2 separate regions of the Homo sapiens genome follow, and region 1 is linked to region 2. Evidence: chromatin loops called from intact Hi-C (ENCODE). Cell type or tissue: CD4-positive, alpha-beta T cell. All regions are shown on one strand. Each heading gives the region's core, and the rest is flanking DNA. Links, peaks and the distances in the headings are about the cores only.

What was found. Hi-C counts contacts between places; a loop is a spot of excess contacts. Peaks named below come from ENCODE experiments on the same cell type or tissue, not always from the same donor. Only the 100,000 strongest peaks of a DNase experiment are listed, where the experiment ranks them.
Region 1: a loop joins it to region 2, with 1.8 times the contacts of the local background. A loop is called at or near these places in 4 of 110 quality-filtered maps.

The regions. Positions count from the first base shown.
Region 1 is chr11:47,854,663-47,865,468 of GRCh38, reverse strand. No RefSeq gene overlaps it. Among named protein-coding and RNA genes, the nearest start is that of NUP160, 12 kb to the right of the region's middle. RefSeq lists enhancers at 2,240-2,289, 3,675-3,744. In CD4-positive, alpha-beta T cell, for the core only: no CTCF peak of the experiment used is centred there; DNase peaks (open chromatin) are centred at 2,108 and 5,728.
Region 2 is chr11:47,995,809-48,006,614 of GRCh38, reverse strand. The region is part of intron 1 of PTPRJ (protein tyrosine phosphatase receptor type J); the gene reads right to left. Among named protein-coding and RNA genes, the nearest start is that of PTPRJ, 21 kb to the right of the region's middle. In CD4-positive, alpha-beta T cell, for the core only: no CTCF peak of the experiment used is centred there; DNase peaks (open chromatin) are centred at 3,868 and 4,824; H3K4me3 peaks cover 1,500 bases; H3K27ac peaks cover 6,300 bases.

The sequences.
Region 1 (10,806 bases), core at 1,077-9,076, 140 kb after region 2:
TGTTGGCCAGGTTGGTCTCAAACTCCTGACCTCGGGTGATCCGCCTGCCTTGGCATCCCAAAGTGCTGGGGTTACAAGCATGATCCATCACGACTGGCCTACAGTGTTTTCATTCTGAAGCTCAAAAAAATCAGCATGTAATCAGCACATGAATTTTCATAATTGTCCTGTTAAGTGCACAAAGGGAGATCCAAATGAATCCAAGAAAACAGGGCTCACATGTTTCTACACATTAGAAGGGAATGGAGAAGGGAACAGGGTAAGGACGAGAATGAAAGCTAAAAAATGTCGGCAAATGTTAATAATGAAAACTTTAAACCCTGAAAAAGGAAGGATAATAATAGCTTTCTCTGAGTCAGCTTTCAATCTGCACAGAATATCATCGCTAACAGGGATCTAAACTTACCAAAAAAAAAAAAAAAAGGCGGAGGGGAAGAGAAAGAATTTTTTTCTAACTTCCCTTTTGTAGATTAATTACCAATTTATTCACCAGTTGGTGATTTGGCATCATTTCGAGTCAAAACAAATGCTTTTGTGTAGACTAAAGTTCACTGGTAAATTTAAACTAAAAATAAGATTTTCAAAAGTATTTTTAAACCGAATTTAGAAATTTAAAACATTTTTAAGACTTTCAAAAACTGTATGTTACTAAAAGTAACATTGACCCTTGATATTTATCTGAGGAATTCTCTGGAGGAAAAAAAGGATTTCATCCTGGAGATAAATTGGGCCAACTCATCTGTAGTCTTTGGTTTAATTAGCTAAACTCTTCCAGATGGAGAACATTTGAAGCAAAGGAATATTTCTGAGCCCCCTGGAAGTGTTAATAAACACAATAATATGTTACATGTAAAAGAAAATGTGCCCTTTATCTTTGAGGAAGTGTTTGGTAGCATTATAATTTTCAGTTTGACTATTGAAGAAAAAAGCTCTCATTTTATTCAACATTCAACAAACAAATACTGAGTGCTTGCTTTTCGCCAGTGCTAAACACCAAGACAGGACAGGACCCCTGCCTTTATGGAATCTCACAATTCCACCAGAATTTGCACTCCCACCAGAATTTGCCTGGCACATAGTAGCAGCTGGGTAAGTATTTGTCGAATACGTGAGTGAATGATACAGACACTTGAATAAGGAATTGTATTCGTAAAGATTTGAACAAATTACTATGGTCAGAGGGAAGCATGGGGGCCTCAAGCTGTCAGAGAAGGCTTTGCAAAGGAGTTTGTCAGATAGGAGCAGGAAAGACTTGCAGACACAGAAAATGGCACTTGCAAAGTCAGGGAGAGAAGAAACAGTAACATATATTTAGGCAACAGCTAGTAATTTGTGTGGTTGGAGAGTAATGTGTATAAGGAATGTGCCCAGAAGGTAGTAAGACCACAAAGATGGGTTGGGGCTTATTTGAGGAGGACCCTGAAAACCTGCTAAGGTTAGACTTGACCCTTTAGTATGTGTTGGTGTTTTAGAAAGATAACTCGAGACATAGTATTAGAGGATACACAGAAGGAGAGAAGGAAGGAAAAGATACCAAGGGTTAAGTGCCATGTTTGTGCCCATCCCTAGGCTAGATCCTCTATGTATTTATATTAAACTCATTTAATCCTTGCAATACTCCCATTGGTTACCTAATATTGTCCTTATTTTCAGCGGGAAACATTCAGAGAAATTATGCAATTTCCCCCAGACCATACAGTTAATAAAAGATGGGACTAGGATTTGAAACCAGGGTTCTAAAAAAATCTTGTTGGAGAATAAAAATACCAATGGACTCATACAAATTAGTATTAGGGAAAATAAACAGTAGAAGACTGGAGAAAGTGAATATTAAGAAAGACACACATGTAAGACGCAAGGGGAAAAAAGCATGACTATACAAAAGGATATTTACAGTAAGGAGATACAACACAGGAAGTGGAAAGATAATCACAGAAAAACCACAACATGTGTTTTTAAAATGCAAAGCCCCTGGGAAGAGAAAGCAAATGATACAATAATGCCATTCACTCTGGCATCCTGTGCATTTGGTTTTGCTCTTTACTCTTTTTTTTTAACTTTAAACAATTTGTTATGAGAGTAACAAAGATACGGCTTATGATCTTGTAACTCTAATGCTCTAAATCAGAAACAGATGGTGCCTAGTGTACCCTGTTTCCTAGAAACTGCAGAACTTTGAGGACAACACCCTCTCTGCACTGCACCACTGATTTCAGTTCCTTCACAGATACTAATACATGGCTAAATAACGTGGTTGCTGAGTATTGTATTGGAATATCTGTTTTCCTTGCTCGGGAATCTTTTTGAAGTTTAAAACTTTTCTCCATTTTTATTCCTTTTTCTGATTCAAAAAGTAATTCCTTTTTATTGTGACAATTTTTAAAAATATGGAACAAAGAAAAAAATAAAAATCCCCATTCCCTTCCCACCCAGCAATAACCAACGACCACTGTTAACATGTTGACAACATTCTTCTAGTTATTTTTCTGCACACACAAACACACTTCATAGAAAACTGAATGTATAGAAATTGTTTTCTAATTGTTTTGTTCACTGAGCAATAAATACTTTACATTTTTTCACATCATCAAATGTTTATGATAATTGCCAGTATTCCATCATATTGGAGAAGTTAATTTATTTATCTTCCCACTTTTTCATTCAACAAATTCTTTTATTTTTTTTTGAGACGAGTCTCGCTCTGTGGCCCATGCTGGAGTGTAGTGGCATGATCTCGACTCACTGCAACTTCTGCCTCCTAGGTTCAAGCGATTCTCCTGCCTCAGCCTCCCAAGTAGCTGGGATTACAGGCATGCACCACCACGCCCAGCTAATTTTTGTACTTTTAGTAGAGACGGGGTTTCACCATGTTGGCCAACTGGTCTCAAACTCTTAACCTCAGGTGATCCACCCGCCTCGGCCTCTTAAAGTGCTGGGATTACAGGCGTGAGCCACCATGCCTGACCCTCTTTCAACAAATTCTAATTAACACCTACTATTTGTCAGAAATGTGCTCAGCACTGGATACACAGTGGTGAGCAAAGCAGGCAAAGATCTTGCCCCCATGGAGTTTAAAGTCCTCTATTGACCTATAGTTTGCTTGAGAACTTTTTTTATTTTAAAAAAATAGCACAGTGAGGCTGGGCGCCGTGGCTCAAACCTGTAATCCCAGCACTTTGGGAGGCCGAGGCAGGCGGATCACAAGGTCAGGAGTTCGAGACCAGCCTGGCCAACATGGTGAAACCCTGTCTCTACTAAAAATACAAAAATTAGCCAGGTGTGGTGGCACACACCTTTAATCCCAGCTACTCAGGACGTTGAGGCAGAAGAATCGCTGGAACCCAGGAGGCAGAGGTTGCAGTGAGCTGAGATCGCACCACTGCACTCCAGCCTGGGTGACAGACTGAGTGAGACTCCGCCTCAAAAAAAAAAAAGCTCAGTGAAATCTGGCAAACACTACCTCAGCTAAGTGACTAAGCTTAACATAATCAGCGAAAAGTCACGCAGACAGCATGTACCCCTGCTGCTGTGCTGGGACAAGAATGGCACTTTACCTCTGTGGTCTTCCTCTCATAACCCTAATCTAATCATGATTTTTTAAGAGAAAAATCAGACAAAAGACATTCTACAAAATACTTGTTCAGTACTTCTCAAAACTGTCAAGGGGAATTCCTGACTAGCTTGGGCAACATAGAGAGATTCCATCTCTACAAAACATTTAAAAATTAGCCAGGCATGGTGGCATGTGCCTGTAGTCCCAGCTACCCAGGAGGCTGAGGCGGGAGGATCACTTGAGCCTGGGAGATTGAGGCTGCAGTGAGCTATGATCATGCCACTGCACTCCAGTCTGAGCGACAGAATGAGACCTTGTCTCTTAAAATTGGGGGAAAAAAAGTATGGATTTTAGTTAATAATACTGTATCAATATTGGTTTATTAGTTTGGGCATGGTGGCTCATGCCTGTAATCCCAGCACCTTGGGAAGCTGAGGTGGGCAGATCACTTGAGGTCAAGAATTCAAGACCAGCCTGGCCAAAATGGTGAAACCCCATCTCTACTAAAAATACAAAAACTAGCCAGGCATGGTGGCAGGCATCTGTAATCCCAGCTATTCTGGAGACTGAGGCAGGAGAATTGCTTGAATCAGGGAGGTGGAGATTGCACTGAGCCGAGATCAGGCCACTGCACTCCAGCCTGGGTGACAGAGCGAGACTCTGTCTCAAAAATATATATATATATGTATTGGTTCATTAGTTGTGACCAATGTTTCATACTGTTACAGATAGGAAAGGGGTCCCGATCCAGACCCCAAGAGAGGGTTCTTGGATCTCACACAAGAAAGACTTCAGGGTGAGTCCGCAGTGCAAAGCAAAAACAAGTGTATTAGGAAAGTAAAGTGGTGAAAGGACAGCTACTCCATAGACAGAGTAGGATGTTCCCAAAAGTAAGAGGAGGAACGCATCCACCCTAGGTACAAAGCTTGTATATATGGGGAGATGTGCTCTGCTACAAGGGTTTGTGATAAAGGATTAAGTTTTTTTAATTACTATATTTTTCAAAAATCAATATTATTATCTTTAAAGCAAAATTAGGAATGCCTTTGTTCTCCAGATATCGGGATATCTGGACACTCCCAAGTCTGGGTCTGTTCAGTAAGCATTATTAATTTGTCCCCTTAGCCGTAAACATCTAGAGGTTAGGAATGCCTAACTTTCTGAGAATGTAGCTCAGCAAGTCCTGGCCTCATTTTTCCAGCCCTCACTCAAAATGGAGTCGCTCTGTTTCGAACGCCTCTGACAATACTAACATAAACTGTTAACAATAGGGGAGCTGGGGAGAGAGAATAGATGGAGTATACGGGAAATCTCTGTACTACCTTTACAATTTCTTTGTAAATCTAAACCTATTCTAAAATTAAATGTTTATTTTGGGAAAAAAAGCAAACACTGTGACAGTCATCCTTGTTTTTTGTTTGTTTTTGAGTCTCGCTCTGTTGCCCAGGCTGGAGTGTAGTGGCGCGATTTCAGCTCATTGCAACCTCCGCCTCCCAGGTTTAAGCGATTCTCCTGCCTCAGCCTCCTGAGCAGCTGGGATCACAGGCACGTGCCACCACACCCGGCTAATTTTTTTGTATTTTTAGTAGAGACAGGGTTTCACCATGTTGGCCAGCCTAGTCTCGAACTCCTGACCTCAGGTGATCCACCCGCCTTGGCCTCCCAAAGTGCTGGGATTATAGGCATGAGCCACCACGCCCGTCAATCCTTGTATCTTGAAGCATATCTGTGATTGTTTCCTTAGGATAAAACTCTGAGTGAAATTGCTGAGTCAACTGTACTGTACACATATTTTTATCCACTAGAGATTGTTCTTTTGAAATGTTATAGATGTTTTTCTGACTTTTTAAAGATGTTTATACCTATACCTTTATCTTAGCATTTTCCTAGTTGTGAACCAGGAAACCTAAGAGATCATGAAGCCCAGAGGCCTCATTTTACAGATGAGGAAACTGAGGCCCAGAGAAATGAAGTGACTTGCCAAGGCCAAGTGGTTAGTTAACAGTGGGAACTGGAACCCCTATTTGTGTCAACAGCAATCCCTACTGAACTGTCCCGGGGTTTGGCCAAATGAAGTAAAATTTTCTGGCTCATGGTGGAATCAGTGATCAACAGCCAGACCTGCATCTTTCTATTTCCTGTAGGTAAATACAAGGGTTTGCTTCCTTTGTTTTGGATATGGTTGCTAGGAGCTAAAAGCATTTTAAAATGTTTAAAGAATGGATTCAGACACAACTAATAGAATTGCCTGACTAAATGCCTGGGCAAATCACTTTTTCTTTTTGAGGTACTCCTTTCTTTTTTTTTTTTTTTTTTGAGACAGAGTCTCACTCTGTCGCCCAGGCTGGAGTGCAGTGGCATGATCTCAGCTCATTGCAACCTCCGCCTCCCGGGTTCAAGCAATTCTCCTGACTCAGCTTACTAAGTAGCTGGGATTACAGGCACACACCACTACACCTGGCTAATTTTTGTATTTTTAGTAGAGACTGGGTTTCACCATGTTGGTCAGGCTGGTCTTGAACTCCTGACCTCATGATCCACCCGCCTTGGCCTCCCAAAGTGCTGGGATTACAAGGGTGAGCCCCCGCACCTGGCCTTTTTTTTTTTTTTTTTTTTTTGAGTCAGAGTCTTGCTTTGTCACCCAGGCTGGAGTGCAGTGGCATGATCTTGGCTCACTGTAACCTCCATCTCCCAGATTCAAGAGATTCTCCTGCCTCAGCCTCCCAAGTAGCTGGGATTACAGGTGCCTGCCATCACACCCGGCTATTTTTTGTATTTTTAGTAGAGACGGGGTTTCACCATTTTGGCCAGGCTGGTCTCAAACTCCTGACCTCAAATGATCCACCCACCTCAGCCTCCCAAAGTGCTGGGATTACGGTGAGCTACTGCTTTCTAATCAGAAAATTCAGAATTCCAATGCCTCCTTTTAGTCTTCTGACAGGCACCTAGGAAAAATCAAGTAGTTAGTGCAGATAGATCTGAGGAAACCTTAGAAATATCATTTAAGGAGGCCGGGCACGGTGGCTCATGCCTGTAATCCCAGCATTTGGGGAGCCCAAGGTCGGGGGGATCACCTGAGGTCAGGAGTTGGAGACTAGCCTGGCCAACATGGTGAAACCCTGCCTCTACTAAAAACACAAAAATTAGCCAGGCATGGTGGTGGACGCCTGTAATCCCAGCTACTCGGGAGGCTGAGGCAGGAGAATCGCTTGAACCTGGGAGGCAGAGGTTGCAGTGAGCTGAGATCATGCCACTGCACTCCAGCCTAGGTGACAGAGCAAGACTCTGTCTCAAAAAAAAGAAAAGAAATATCATTTAAGGAAAAGGCATTTGAATGAGAACAAAGGGCACATTTTCTGTTAAGTGGTCTGTGGTATCCCAAGAAAGTTCATTTCCTTGCCCCTGTGGTCTTTAGACAAGGAAAATCCCAGACTTGGCATTAGTAAGGAAGAAGAGGGCGATGGAAAGGAAAGGAGAGAATTGTTAGACTTCTTGGCTGGAATTCAGAAACAAATAGTTCCAGAGCCTGGCATTGTCGAGGCCAGCGTCAGGACCAGCCCAAGGAGGCAGACAAGGAATATTACCGTTACTGACTTGGCTCCACATACCGTTACTCAAGAGAAACTGGTGCGTAAGCAAGATCCTGGAGGATGCGAGAGAAATATAAACAATCACTGGGTGTGGACCTGTGGCTGCCCATAGAGGCTTTGCCAGCTCTGAAATTGTAGTCACACATTTTGACTAATTTAATTGCCAGAAATTCTTGCAAGATTTGGGCAGTGACAAATGCAAGCCAAAACAAGACTAAAGTCTGGGGGTTTGGAAAAGCATTGGCCTCTGACCTCAAACTGGAGCCTCTCATCAAAGTTCTAACCCCTATTCGGGTCACTGAGCATCCTTGCTCTGAGACGTGGAAGTGACTTATTTTATTTGCCTATAAACATCTTTCGGCACCTGCACCAAATTGAAACTTGGCAGGCAAAATGAGGAAGGAGTGATACTTCTAAAAACTCATCCTATTTTTATGATTTGAAGCTTTTTATTCTTTGTAGGGGTAGCACAGGAGAAGGATATTAAAAAAAAAAACTCTCAGGAGCAGATGAAAAGAGAAAAGAATGAAACAGACTGCAAAAATCTCTCAACTGATATTTATTGCCATCATTATTTTGCAGAGAAAGACATAAAGACGTGAGCACATTGATTGGCATTGCCCATGATCATGCAGCAACAAAGGAAGTGATAGCCCTGAGGTTTTAAGACAGAACCGAATGAGAAGGGAGGGTTTGAAGTGGGTGCAACTTCAAGATGGTCTAGATATAGGTGAGAATCTCTACTCAAATATCTGAATTTCTAGCCTCTTAATTGTATTGTACACTTTTATATTAAAAAGCACTTCTGAGGCCAGGCACAGTGGCTCACACCTGTAATGCCAGCACTTTGGGAGGCCGAGGCAGGCAGATCACTTGAGGTCAGGAGTTCAAGACCAGCCTGACCAACATGGTAAAACTCTGTCTTTACTAAAAATACAAAACAATGAGCCAGCCGTGGTGGTGCGAGCCTGTAATCCCAGCTACTTGGGAGGCTGAGGCAGGAGAATCACTTGAACCTGGGAGGCAGAGGTTGCAGCGAGCCTTGATCATGCCACTGCACTCCACCCTGGGTAACAGAGTAAGACCCTGTCTAAAAAAAAAAGCACTTTTGGACTCTATACATGCAAATAACCCTTTTTACTGGATCAACTTTTGATCTTGATTTTTTTTTTTTTTAAACAGGGTCTCTGTTGCCCAGTAATGTGATCTCAGCTAGCTCACTGCAGCCTCAACCTCCCTGGGCTCAGGTCATCCTCCCTCCCACCTCAGCCTCCAGAGTAGCTGATACTACAGGCATGTACCACCACACCTGGCTAATTTTTGTACTTTATGTAGAGATGGGGTTTCGCCATGTTGCCCAGGCTTGTCTCAAACTCCTGTGCCCGCCTCGAGTTCGAGACCAGCCTGGCTAACATGGCGAGACCATGCTTGGCCCACCTTGTTTTTTAAGACTAATATTGGCCAGGCGCGGTGGCTCACGCCTGTAATCCCAGCATTTTGGGAGGCCAAGGCAGGTGGATCACCTGAGGTCAGGAGTTCAAGACCAGCCTCGCCAACATGGTGAAACCCTGTCTCTACTAAAAATACAAAAATTCGCTGGGCGTGGTGGTGAGCACCTGTAATCCTAGCTACTCGGGAGGCTGAGGCAGGACAATGCTTGAACCCAAAAGACAGAGGCTGCAGTGAGTGGAGATGGTGCCACTTCACTCCAGCCTGGGCAACAGAGTGAGACTCTATCTTAAAAAAGAAAAAAAAAAGACTAATATTAAACATATTTTACTGAGATGAACTTAACTGCCCCTACTGAGGCTACCTGCACATCTGGTTCTTTGTTGATGCCTCCAATTCCACCACTAGAGTTTAATCCCTTTGAATGAGATGGTAAGTGGAGTATATAGATAACGTGCCAATTCCAGTCAGCTGATAGCTCTCTGAATCACTCTGTTGAAAATGATACCGAGGCAGTAGAAAAGGACTCCCACAACTGATTAGCAAGAGAGGGAGGAGGGGCAATGCCCTACCAGTTAAGGTAGTGTATGTTGCCATGACTTACCTCTGGGAAAGGCAATTTATGAAGTTTTTATAGTCATCAGCACCTCAGTGTGAATTACTATAATGTCAACTCATTTCCAGTTATACCAGAGCTAGTTTTAATAGGTAAGGCATTCATATTTTCAGAAGTAAAACTCAGAACATATGGTTCAAGCGAGGATTTTTTTTTTTTTTTTTGAGATGGAGTCTTGCTTTGTCGCCCAGGCTGGAGTGCAGTGGTGCCACCTTGGCTCATTATGGCACCACTGCAACCTCCACCACCCAGGTTCAAGCAATTCTCCTGCCTCAGCCTCCCTAGTAGCTGGGATTACAGGTGCATGCCATCATGCCTGGCTAATTTTTTTTATATTTTTAGTAGACGTGGGGTTTCACCATGTTGGCTAGGCTGGTCTTGAACTCCTGACCTCAAGTGATCTGTCGCCTCAGCCTCCCAAACTGCTGGGATTACAGGCGTGAGCCACCTCGCCCACCTTAGCAAGAGTTTGTTTTGATTTTGTGAATTAAATTACATGTAAGCTCCTACAAAGATACAGAAGTAACATTTAACTAATCATATAATGAATCATAATTGAAATTTACAGAAAATTGGCTGGGCACAGTGGCTTACGCCTGTAATCCCAGCACTTTGGGAGGCCAAGGTGGGGGATCACTTGAGGCCGGGAGTTCGAGACCAGCCTGGCCAACATGGCGAAACCCTATCTCTACTAAAAATACAAAAATGTTGTTAGAGGTACACGCCTGAAATCCCAGCTACTAGGAGGATGAGGCATGAGAATTGCTTGAACCTGGGAGGTGGAGGTTGCAATGAACCAAGATTGCACCTTATACTCCAGCCTGTGTGACAGAGTAAGACTCTGTCTCAAAAAATTTAAAAAAAAATTTTTAAAAGGCCAGGCATGGTCGCTCACACCTGTAATTCCAATACTTTGGGAGGCCGAGATGGGAGGATCACCTGAGGTCAGGAGTTTGAGACCAGCCTGGCCAACATGGTGAAACCCCGTCTCTACTAAAAATATAAAAATTAGCTGGGCGTGGTGGTGCACGCCTGTAGTCCCAGCTACTTGGGAGGCTGAAGCAGGAGAATCACTTGAACCTGGGAGGCGGAGGTTGCAGTGAGCAGAGATCAGGCCACTACACTCCAACCTGGGCGACAGAGTGACACCCTGTCTCAGAAAAAAAAAAAAAAAGTAAAAAAAGAGAAATTTATAGAAAATATTACCTGAAAGGTGAAAACAATCCAGGGTGTATAGTTCCCAAGGATAAGTCCAAAGCACAGGAGGGTCAAGTCTAGGTGGGAGCCCTGGGCTTTCAGGGCCCCTCAAAGGCCCTGGAGTCTAAAGTCATGGTGGTTTCCTAAGTGGGTAGAAAGAATACTGAAAACGGAATTGAGAAGTCACTGACATACTTCATTTATTCCACAATTCTGCTTTTTTTTTTAGAAACAGAGTCTCGTTCTGTCACCCAGGCTGGAGTGCAGCGGCACAGTCATAGCTCATTATAACCTTGAACTTCTGGGCTCAAGGGATCCTCCTGCCCCAGCCTCCCAAGTAGCTGAAACTACAGGTGTACACTACCATACTTGGATAATTTTTTTTTTTTTTGTAGAGATGG
Region 2 (10,806 bases), core at 1,683-9,682:
GGGCTGCTGACACTGTGTGAGTCAGTACCAGACTCTTTGCAGAAACAAAGGCTCAGGTCCAAATATGTACTAGGAAAAACTGACAGTCTCTGGATTATAACCAGCTCACTGGCCTCCACGTGGGAGCTTTTGCAGGGTTCAGAGCTTCTCTGAATGGGCAGGGATGTCCATCCAGATGACCAGGCTACTTCCTCCCACACCTGCCTGCACCTGCTGCATGTCCCTCCCCGCCCCTAGATTATGAGCTCTGCAGGTTCTAGCAGATTCTGCCCTCCTTTCCCACTCCACCTCTCTCGCCTCCATCCTCTCCCTCTCTCTCTCTCTCTCCCACTCTTCCTCCCGAATCACCCTTGAGAGAGGCAGGAAGCCACAAGAGCCCCAGGTTCCAGATGAGGAAAGTGATGCTCAAAAGAGACAAGATCAGCCCAAGGTCACATAGGCTGCACCAAGAGTCCAACCCACTCTCCTAACTCGAAGTCTTGTTTCTCCCATCACAGCGGTTCTGTGGGTGCTGCTCTGAAACATCTCCTCTTATCCCACAACCACTCAGCCTTGCCCAACCAGGTCCAGCCTGCTGCCTCTCTCCAGCACCACACAGCCTCTGGGCCCCTCCCAGCCAAGACCACTGCAATCGCCTGGCCCAGCAGGGGCAGGTGGCTGCAAGCTGGCTAAGAGCCGGACAGGGCTGCTATCTGCCATTGTCTAGCCATGCAGCTTATTTAACCTCACTGAGCCTGAGTGCCCTCATCTGCAAAAAGGGGATAATAACCCTGTCTCAGAGAGTCCCTTAAAAGAAAGGAAGCACATGAAGCTTGCCCTAAACCCAGCCCAGTAAGGGCAGACACACACACAGGCTCCTCACAGCCCACCCCACCCAAAGGCTCCAAACACCACTCCCCAGTTCAAAATCCTCCCACATTGAAAACCCGTGGCCACACAAACACTGGTAGACAAACGTTCATAGCAGTGTCACTCACAATAGCCAAAAAGTAGAAATGACCCAAACGACCATCAGCTCATAAAAGGATAAACAAAACATGGTATCTCTCTGTGATGAAATATCATTCAGCCATAAAAAAAGAACAAAGCAGTGATACCTGCTCCAACATGGATGGACCTTGAAAACACTATGCTAGGCGAAATAGCCAGAATCAAAAGGACACACAGTGTATGATTCTACTCACATGAAATACATAGAACAGGTAAATTCACAGAAACAGAAAGCAAATTGGTGGTTGCCAGGAGGTGGGGGAGGGAGAAATCAGGAGTGAGCACTCGTGGGCATGGGGTTTCTTTTGTGAGTAACGAAAATATTCTGGAACTAGACAGCAGTGATGGTTGCACAATTCTGAATATACTAAAAACAACTGAACTGTATGCTTTTTTTTTTTTTAAGATAGAGTCTCACTCTGTCGTCCAGGCTGGAGTGCAGTGGCATGATCTCTGCTCACTGCAACCTCCACCTCCCAGGTTCAAGTGATTCTCCAGCCTCAGCCTCGCAAGCAGGTGGGATTAGAGGCACCCACCACCATGCCTGGCTAATTTTTGTATTTTTAGTAGAGACGGGGTTTCATCATGTTGGCCATGCTGATCTTGAACTCCTGACCTCAAGTGATCCACCCACCTCAGCCTCCCAAAGTGCTGAGATTACAGGCATGAGCCACTGCGCCCAGCTTTGAACTGTATACTTTCTAAATGGATGAATTTTACTGTATGTAAATTATATCTCAACAAAGCTGGTATTTTTATATTGCCATCAAAAATACAAAACAATAAAATGATTAATATTTACAACATGAAAAGAAAATCCTTCCATGATACCTCATTCTCTACAAGATAGAATCTAAATCACGCAGGCATCCTCCAAGTCCAGCCCCAGCCTACCTTGCCGCAAACACCCTGCATTTGCCCAGCAAGACCTCTCACTGTACCCCAAATGAGTCTTCCCCCCTGCAGGCCTGGGCTGCTAACATTCACTGCCACAGCAGCAACAGTTACTCACTTGGCCTGATTCTTGTCTCAAGTCCTGGCTGTTCCTTTGAGGCCTGCACTGCCTATGACTTGAAACTCTGACCAGCCCATCTATCTCCCCAACTAAGCTGGAGCCTCCTTTAAGGAAAGACACCTGGACCAGCCTGTTTTCCTCCTCTCCTGTCCCCACTCCTCAGGACAACAGTAACAACAGCTGTCACCATGACTTCCTGTATGCAAAATCCTTGACAAAACGATGTCCTTAATTCTGACAGCAGCCCACTATCAACCCAATTTACAAGTAAAGAAACTAAGGTGTGAAGTTGAAGAAAGGGTAGGGAGGACGCAGGGGAGGAATCTGATCAAGGTATTGGTGCAAGGGGCAAAACTAGGATTTGAACTCAACATTCTCTTCCCAAGGTGCTAGCACACACTGCCTTCCTAAGATATAACCAGGAATGTGTAGACAGCTGGTAGGTGTCAGTCATATTTCATTCTGCAAGTGTTCACCCAACAATCACGTTAGAGCTAAAATATAGCTCTAAAAATAAAATGAGAGCACCTGATGACCTTTGCAGTCAGGTTGCATACAACTAGGCTCAGCTGGTTTCTGGCTACAGTTAAGAGTTTTTCTGGGTACCATCAGACCAGTGCAGATTTCAGTACAAAACATAAACAATTATTTGACATTTTCCCTGAGCATTAAAAAAATGTAATTATTTTTTAAAAAAGGATCACAGAAAACAGCCTCTATGTGAGTCTCACACACGGACAAAAAGTGGTGTGAGGCAGCCACCATGAAGCCCAATTGGCATGTGTGCAAATGTAAACATTAAATTTAAAATATTGGCTGGGCACGGTGGCTCACGCCTGTAATCCCAACACTTTGAGGAGCCAAGGTGGGTGGATCATCTGTGGTCAGGAGTTCGAGACCAGCCTGGCCATCATGATGAAACCCCATCTTTACTACAAATACAAAAATTAGCTGGGCATGGTGGTGGGTGCCTATAATCCCAGCTATTTGGAAGGCTGAGGCAGGAGAATCGCTTGAACCTGGGAGGCGGACGTTGCAGTGAACCAAGATCGTGCCACAGCACTCCAGCCTGGGAGACAAGCAAAACTCTGTCTCAAGTAAATAACTCAATAAATAAATTTAAAATCTTTTTTTTTTAATGATAATACCCAGTGCTGGGACGGACATAATGAAACAGGCAATCTCATATGTTCTAATAGCAATGTAAACAATGAATTCCTTTTGGAACGTTATTAGGCAAGTGGTATGTGTCTAATACCAGAAAGATATCTGGAAATTAATCCTGAAGAAAGAATTTCTGCTTTACAGAAAATGCTGTATTCATGAAGATATTGGTCCTTGCACCACTTGTAATGGTGAAAAATTGGCTACTGCTTAAATCTCTAAATACGAAAAAGGCTAAATGAATTATAGTACATCCATTTCATGCAGTATTCTGTAGCTATTAAACATCATGGTTAATATCATCCATGTATTAACATGGAAAAAATAAAAAGTTCTCTTTATTTAGCCTTTCAGCATTAAAGGACCTGAAACGGTCCCTGCTCTGTGAATATAATTATCTTAAATAAGAAGCCACTTGGAATACATTGTACTTGTAACTATTTTGAAATTATAATAGTTTTGTGATGGGGGGGATAAAGGGCTTTTTTTTTTCCTTTCTCTAGTTTCTACATTTCTTTTAATGTTGTTATACCACTGTTACCTAACTAGGAAAAAATAAATTTTTTTAAATGACCAAGCTCATTTTGAAGCTGCTCGGTGTCACATAAACACTGAGGCCTGCCTGCCTCAACTAAAGCAGCCACTTGAAATGCAGCTCCAGCTGCTCATTCTTCTGTTTATCAAAACAGGGCAAAGCCGCCCAGGAAACTCGCCTCAGCAAGGTGACCTGACCTCAGGCCCATCACAGTCACAAATCTGCATTTCCAATAAAAAATAATCACAACGAAGAAAAGCACCCAGGTAACCAGTTATGGAAAAGCAAAGGATTGATGAGTTGGGGGTGACAGGACAGTGAATTACTGTTTTTGTTTTTTTGTTTTCTTGGGGTTTTTATACTGATCATAGTCACAATGCCTAGCACAAAGTGCTCAATAAGGATTTGAAGCAGAAAATGTTTCAAATGGGAAAATGCACTCATTTACCCATTTTAAAAATTTAAGGGAGTGAGGCTAGGCATGGTGGCTCATGCCTGTAATCCCAGCATTTTGGGAGGCCGAGGTGGGCAGATCAGTTGAGGTCAGGAGTTCCAGACCATCCTGGCCAACATGGTGAAACCCCATCTCTACTAAAAACACAAAAACTAGCCAGGTGTGGCGGCAGCCTCCTGTAATCCCAGCTACTCGGGAGGCTGAGGCACAAGAATCACTTGAACCCGGGAAGCAGAGGTTGCAGTGAGCTGAGATGGCGCCACCGCACTCCAGCCTGGGTGACAGAGCGAGACTCTGTCTCAAAAAAAAAAAAAAAAAAATTTAAATAGGAAAATGCACTCATTTGCCCATTTAAAAAATTTAAGGGAGTGCCCACACTTCCTGAGCACCAAGGCCCAAAACACCATGCACACCCCCGGCCTGAAAAGTTGTACTCCCTTAGTTCTCATCAACAGAAGCTGTGTTTGGAAGTGAGCAGGCAGGAAATTGGTACTTTTGTCACCAACTTGAACAACAAAACAGTCAGAAAACTTAAATGTCACCAGGAGAGTAAATGTCAAAGTGGGAGGGGTAACTACGGTTTACCAAGTGTCTGCACCACTACCTGTTCCGGGGCCTGTGGGCATGATTTCATAAAGTCCTACCTAACACTCTGACTCTGGCAGCAAGCAGCCTAGGCTTGAACTCTGACTCTCAACTGATTGGCTGTGTGGCCTCAGGCTGGTTGCTTAGCTTCTCTGCATCTCATTTTCCTCTCCTGTAAAATGAAAGCAAGAAGAGAAGAGACCTACCTCATTAGGGTGTCATGAGGATTCACTCAGCCAATACACACAAAGCACTGGGTACAGTGTCTGGCAGAAGCACAGCATCTGTCAGTTACTTATTAGTATTGTGCTTACATTTTGCAGCCAAGAAAAACTGAACCTCACAGAGGTTAGTAATGTCCCAAGATCACACAGCTTAGTAAGAGGAAGTGCTGGGATTCAAACCCAAATCAAAGGATCTGTGCTCTTTTCACCAGAGCTAAACCCCACCTGCAGGATTATTATGATCCCCACCCCAAACACACACACACACACACACACACACACACACACACACACACACTTTGGGGCTGTCACTGCAAAAGGTAAGAATATTATGAGATAATAAGAAGTGATATGGGGCCAGGTACAATGGCTCATGCCTGTAATCTCACCACTTTGGGATGCCAAGGCAGGCAGATCACTTAAGTCCAGGAGTTCAAGACCAGCCTGGCAAACATGGTGAAACCTTGTTTCTACGAAAACACAAAAACTAGCTAGGTGTAATGGCACATGCCTGTAGTCCCAACTACTGGGGAGGCTGAGGACCGAGAATTGCTTGAACCTGGGAGGCAGAGGTTGCAGTAAACCAAGATCACCACTGTACTCGAGCCTGGGCGACAGAGTGAGACTCTGTCTCAAAATTTAAAAAAAAAAAAAAAAAAAAAAAATTATATGGGACTGGAAGAGGAGGTCCAGTCCATTGTAACCTGTGGATAATACCAGCTCCATGTCAGGGTGGTTCTTTCAATTCATTCACCAAGCAAGCATGCTTTTGAGGCACGCTCTGTCCTACACATAAGGAAATCAGACATAGGGGGTCCCACTCCCCTGAACTCATAATCCAAGAGGTGGGGAGACAGACAGAAATGAGTAGGTGATAAGGATGGGAGGAAATGAAGGAGGATGATGGGATAGAGGGGCCTGAGTGATAAGAAGGAGCGAGGAGGATAGTACCAGGCCCTGAGGGAGAGGGGCGGGGTAGGTTCAAGTGTCTGTTGTACTAGAGCCAGGTGACTGTAGTCTGTGAACAGGGAGTGGGTAGCCAGGATGAGGTCGGAGGGTGGAGGGGAGGGAGGGGTCTGATCATCCTGATCTAAGGTTCAGAGTCTTGCAGACCACTGTTTGGGTTTATACTAACAGCGATATGAAGCCATGTAGGCTTTTAAGCAGTGGAATAACACACCTCAATTTACGGGAAAGAAGCAAGCCAGGAGAGGTGGCTTGCACCTATAATCTTAGCACTTTGGGAGGCCAAGACGGGAGGATCGTTTGAGCCCAGGACTTGGAGGCCAGCTGTGGCAACATAGTGAGACCCCCATCTCTACAAAAAAAAAATTTTAAAATTACCCAGGAGAGGTGGCACACATCTGTAGTCCCAGCTACTCAGGCAGGTAAGGTAGGAGGATCGCTTGAGCCCAGGAAGTTGAGGCTGCAATGAGCTGTGATCACACCACTGCACTCCAGCCTGGGCAACAGAACACGACCCTATCTCAAAAAAAAAAAAAAAAAAGGGCCAGGCATACCAGCACTTTGGGAGGCCAAGGCAGGCAGATCAGCTGAGGTGAGGAGGGCAAGACCAGCCTGGCCAACATGGTGAAACCCCATCTCTACTAAAAATACAAAAAATTTAGCCAGCTGTGGTGGCACAAGCCTGTACTCCCAGATACTCAGGAGGCTGAGGCAAGAGAATCACTTGAGCCCAGAAGGCGGAGGTTGCAGTGAGCCGAGATCGCACCACTGCACTCCAGCCTGGGTGACAGAGCGAGACTCTGACTCAAAAAAAAAAAGAAGAATCTCGGCATGAAAGTAAAAGAGACTAGCATATGGGTGGCATTTGATAAAGGCCTTTTCCCCCCTAGTTTTCCTTCTCCTTGTGCCACTAGCCCTACATACCCATAGACAATCATGTTCTCCCTTTCTGGGTCTCTGTTTCCAAAGAGTTTTGGTCTCAGTGGTTCTCAACCCTGGCTACATATTAACAACACATGAGGAGCTTGGAAAATAAAACACCAATGGGGGCAAGAGGTGTCCATACACCCAGATATCCAGAATCCACTGGTCTGGGGAGGGAGCCTCCAACTGGTATTTTCCAAAAGCTTCTCAGGTGCAGCCCCAGTTGAGAAGAGCCCACTTAAAGGGGCTTCTAAGGCCTTTCTACCTCAGTGGTCTAAGTTCTAATTGGGAGAATTGCCAAAAGACAGAATGTGCTCTTTGAAGACAGTTCCTCCTCACTGAAGACTATCAAGCAAAAAATACTTGCTCAAAGGTGCAACTCTTATAATCAGACATTCTTAACAGATTCCTTCCAAAAGAGATTTTTGTGGTTTAATGACTTGGGTGATCGTCCAGTAAGCAAGCAAGTCTTGGGCCTCAGTGTCCTCAGCTGCAGCCAAAGACAGCAAATAAACAGCACATGTGCCACTCCTTGCCTCTCTTGTGGCCATGGCAGACATCACTAATTGATCCCACCTTAGCCTCCTGCTGAGCCAGGACATCCCAAGTGATCTGAGAATCCCTTCTATACAGGGCCCAAGCAGTCACTCACTAGGACATTGTCTTTCCTAGCCTAATGTCCCTAAGGTCTTTTCCAACTCTGACATTCTTTGAGGGGATGATCCTTTTAAACTTCTTACTAGCAATCATTAACTACCAAGTTGCATGGCAATGAGCTCAGCTGGCTTGAGGCTAGTCAGACCATAAGATCACATGTTTCATCCCTGAGGAAGGCTCTTGCTGTATTTCCTGAACTTCAGACTCTGTCCTCTCCAGGTAACATCCCTCCCTTCCCTGGCAGCTGCACCTCCTACATGTATTTACCGAATAGGGCCTGAGACAGATTATTCAAGTAGATCAGGGCAGACCAGTCCATATTCCTGGAAAAGCTCATCAAAGCAGGCATCCTTTATGATCACTGGTAGTTGAAACAATAATAATGACAGCAGCTGGTGCGTACAGAGCACTTTCTGTATGCCAGGCACCTTGCCGGGGGCACTGCATACATTTTTTCACGGAATCTTGATCACAATCCTCTAAGGTATTTATTAGCCCCATTTGGCACACAAGAAAATTGAAGCTTTGAAAGCTACTAAGTTGCTGCTGATCACAAAGCAATAGAAGCGAGATTACAGGAGAGCCACATACCTGGATCTGGGCAAGTCCCTCCACCTCTCTGTGCCTCATCTCTAAAATGGGCGTGATAATTTTTTCAAGAACACAGTTTTGGAGCACATGTGGTAATTTAATACATTCACACAATTTGTAAAGATCAAATCAATGTACTTGGGATATGTATCACCTTAAATATTTGTCTTTTCTTTATGCTAGAACCAAATTGTTCTCTTCTAGCTATTTTGAAATATACAGTAGATTACTGTAAACTGTAGTCACCCTACTGATCTAGCTAACATGAGGTCTTTAAAATGAACATAATAATTGTAAGGATAAAATGAGAGCCCAGCACACGGTATATGACAGTCCAGTGGATGTCTCAGAAAAACCTCATGAAATTCGGGTTAAAAAAAAAAAAAAATCAAGGATTGAAGTTCTGACCAAGTCTGCTCTACACTGTGCTAGGAGCTGTTTTTGGGCCTCACAAAGTGAAGTATTCTTGATAGGTTGTGTGCACATCCCAGTTTTCAGAAAGCAAATCCTACCTCACTCCACTCACCCCTGGCTGGCATCACCCTTCAAGTCAGTTTCTTCTTCTGCCTCTTTCCTGCTATTCTCAATGTCACCGGCTGGAAGGCATTCTCTCTCGCTGGCTGGAAGGCATTCTCTCTCTCGCTTTACACCCTGAGGCCTCTAAACACTCTAAAAGCTGAAAATTGCTCCAGGGAGCTAGTGGGAGGGGGAACTTGGCAGTGAATCTCTTTGCAATGGGATCTCCCTTTGACAGGGCATATCTCTTGTGTGGAAGGAACTTGGTCTCAAAGCTCCTAATAAATGGTAAACCTTTCCCTCAACTTCACATCCCTTGCAGCAGAGCTTAGCACCACACCATCAATCACATTAGCACGGGGTTCCTTTCCCACCCAGACAGGAAAAGTATCAGTTACTCCCATTTTACAGAGGAGGAAGCCGAGGCTGAAAACACTAGGGAAGAACTCGACACCTAGATGCCCAGACGCAGCACAAACTCGGCCAAAGCTCCCGAAAAAGGACTCAGTGAATGAGAAGGGAGTCGATGTGAACCCTCTTTTGAGCCCTGGCAACCTGGATGTTTGTCACATGTGTAAACCTTGTTAGTTTAGACCTACGGTCTCACGGGGAGGAAGTCAGCTACCAGCATGAGGCCAATCCCATGAGAATGAGAGGACAGCCAGTCCCACCTAGTAAGACTGCCAGGGCATAGGCCATCCACACCAGTACTTCAAAGCAAGTATTACCTACAGCAAGGGTAGTTTGCCCTTTAGGGGACATCTGCCAATATCTGGAGACATTTTTGTCTGTGGGGGAGGGGGCGCTACTGGCTCCTAGCAGGCAGAGGCCAGGGAGGCTGCAGGACATCCTACGGGGCACACAGGACAGCCTCCCAAAACAGCGAGTTATCCAGCCCAAAATGTCAATAGGGCTGAGATGGAGAAACCATGTTCTGGAGGAAAAGAAGTTGTCCTCACTCACCCCAACCACATGGTGGGATAGGTGCAAAGCCTAAGCCAGGTTCCAGGGAAGAGCAAAGGCTAAGCATTCCATGTGCATCTTCCAAAAGACATCGAAAGGCTGGTCCCAAACTCTGTGGCCGGATAGAAGCTGAGGGTCTGAGTCTTACCTCACAACAGGTCTTCTGAAATAAGAGCTTCCACCCCTGCACCCCCATCTCCAACGATTTCTCTTCTCACCATAGGATTTGGTGACTGCTCTACGCAACAAAAGTCCCTGACACTGAGGCTGACAAAAGTTGTTTGAACACCTGCAAGACAGGTCTCCCTGCACCCTGGGTGCATGGCAACACTGGCCAGTGCTCTGCATCACTCTGCAGCCCCAAAGTCAGGAGATGTCGTGTTAACAAGGAGGTCACTGAGGTGGGAGCAAATGTGCTCAGGCCTACTAAGTGCCATGATCTGGACTGAGTGCCTTACATGCCTTCCCTCACTTAAACCTAGTAACAAAATGGCCTGGTTGTTGCTACAGATGCAGTGACATTTCCAGATTTCCATTTTCCAGATGCAGTAACAGATTCTGAGAGGCTCAAGTCCCTGTGCAGATAGCAGGGTCACACAGCTATAAGGGAAGAGCATGGAACTGGACACATGCTTCTGCTGACACCAAAGCCCATGCTCTTTCCCAAGTTCCTCTTTTTTTTTTTTTTTTTTTTTTGAGACAGAGTCTCGCTCTGTCCCCCAGGCTGGAGTGCAGTGGTGCGATCTTGGCTCACTGCAAGCTCCGCCTCCCGGGTTCACGCCATTCTCCTGCCTCAGCCTCCCGAGTAGCTGGGACTACATGCACCCACCACCATGCCCAGCTAATTTTTTTTGTATTTTTAGTAGAGATGGGGTTTCACCGTGTTAGCCAGGATGGTCTCGATCTCCTGACCTTGTGATCCACCCGCCTTGGCCTCCCATAGTGCTGGGATTACAGGCGTAAGCCACCGCACCCAGCCTTTTTTTTTTTTGGAGATGGAGTTTCATTCTTGTTGCCCAGGCTGAAGTGCAATGGCACAATCTCAGGTCACCACAACCTGTGCCTCCCGGGCTCAAGCACTTCTCCTGCCTCAGCCTCCCGAGTAGCTGGGATTACAGGCATGTGCCACCACACCCTGTTAATTTTTGTATTTTTAGTAGAGACAGGGTTTCACCATGTTGGTCAGGCTGGTCCTGAACTCCTGACCTCGTGATCCGCCCGC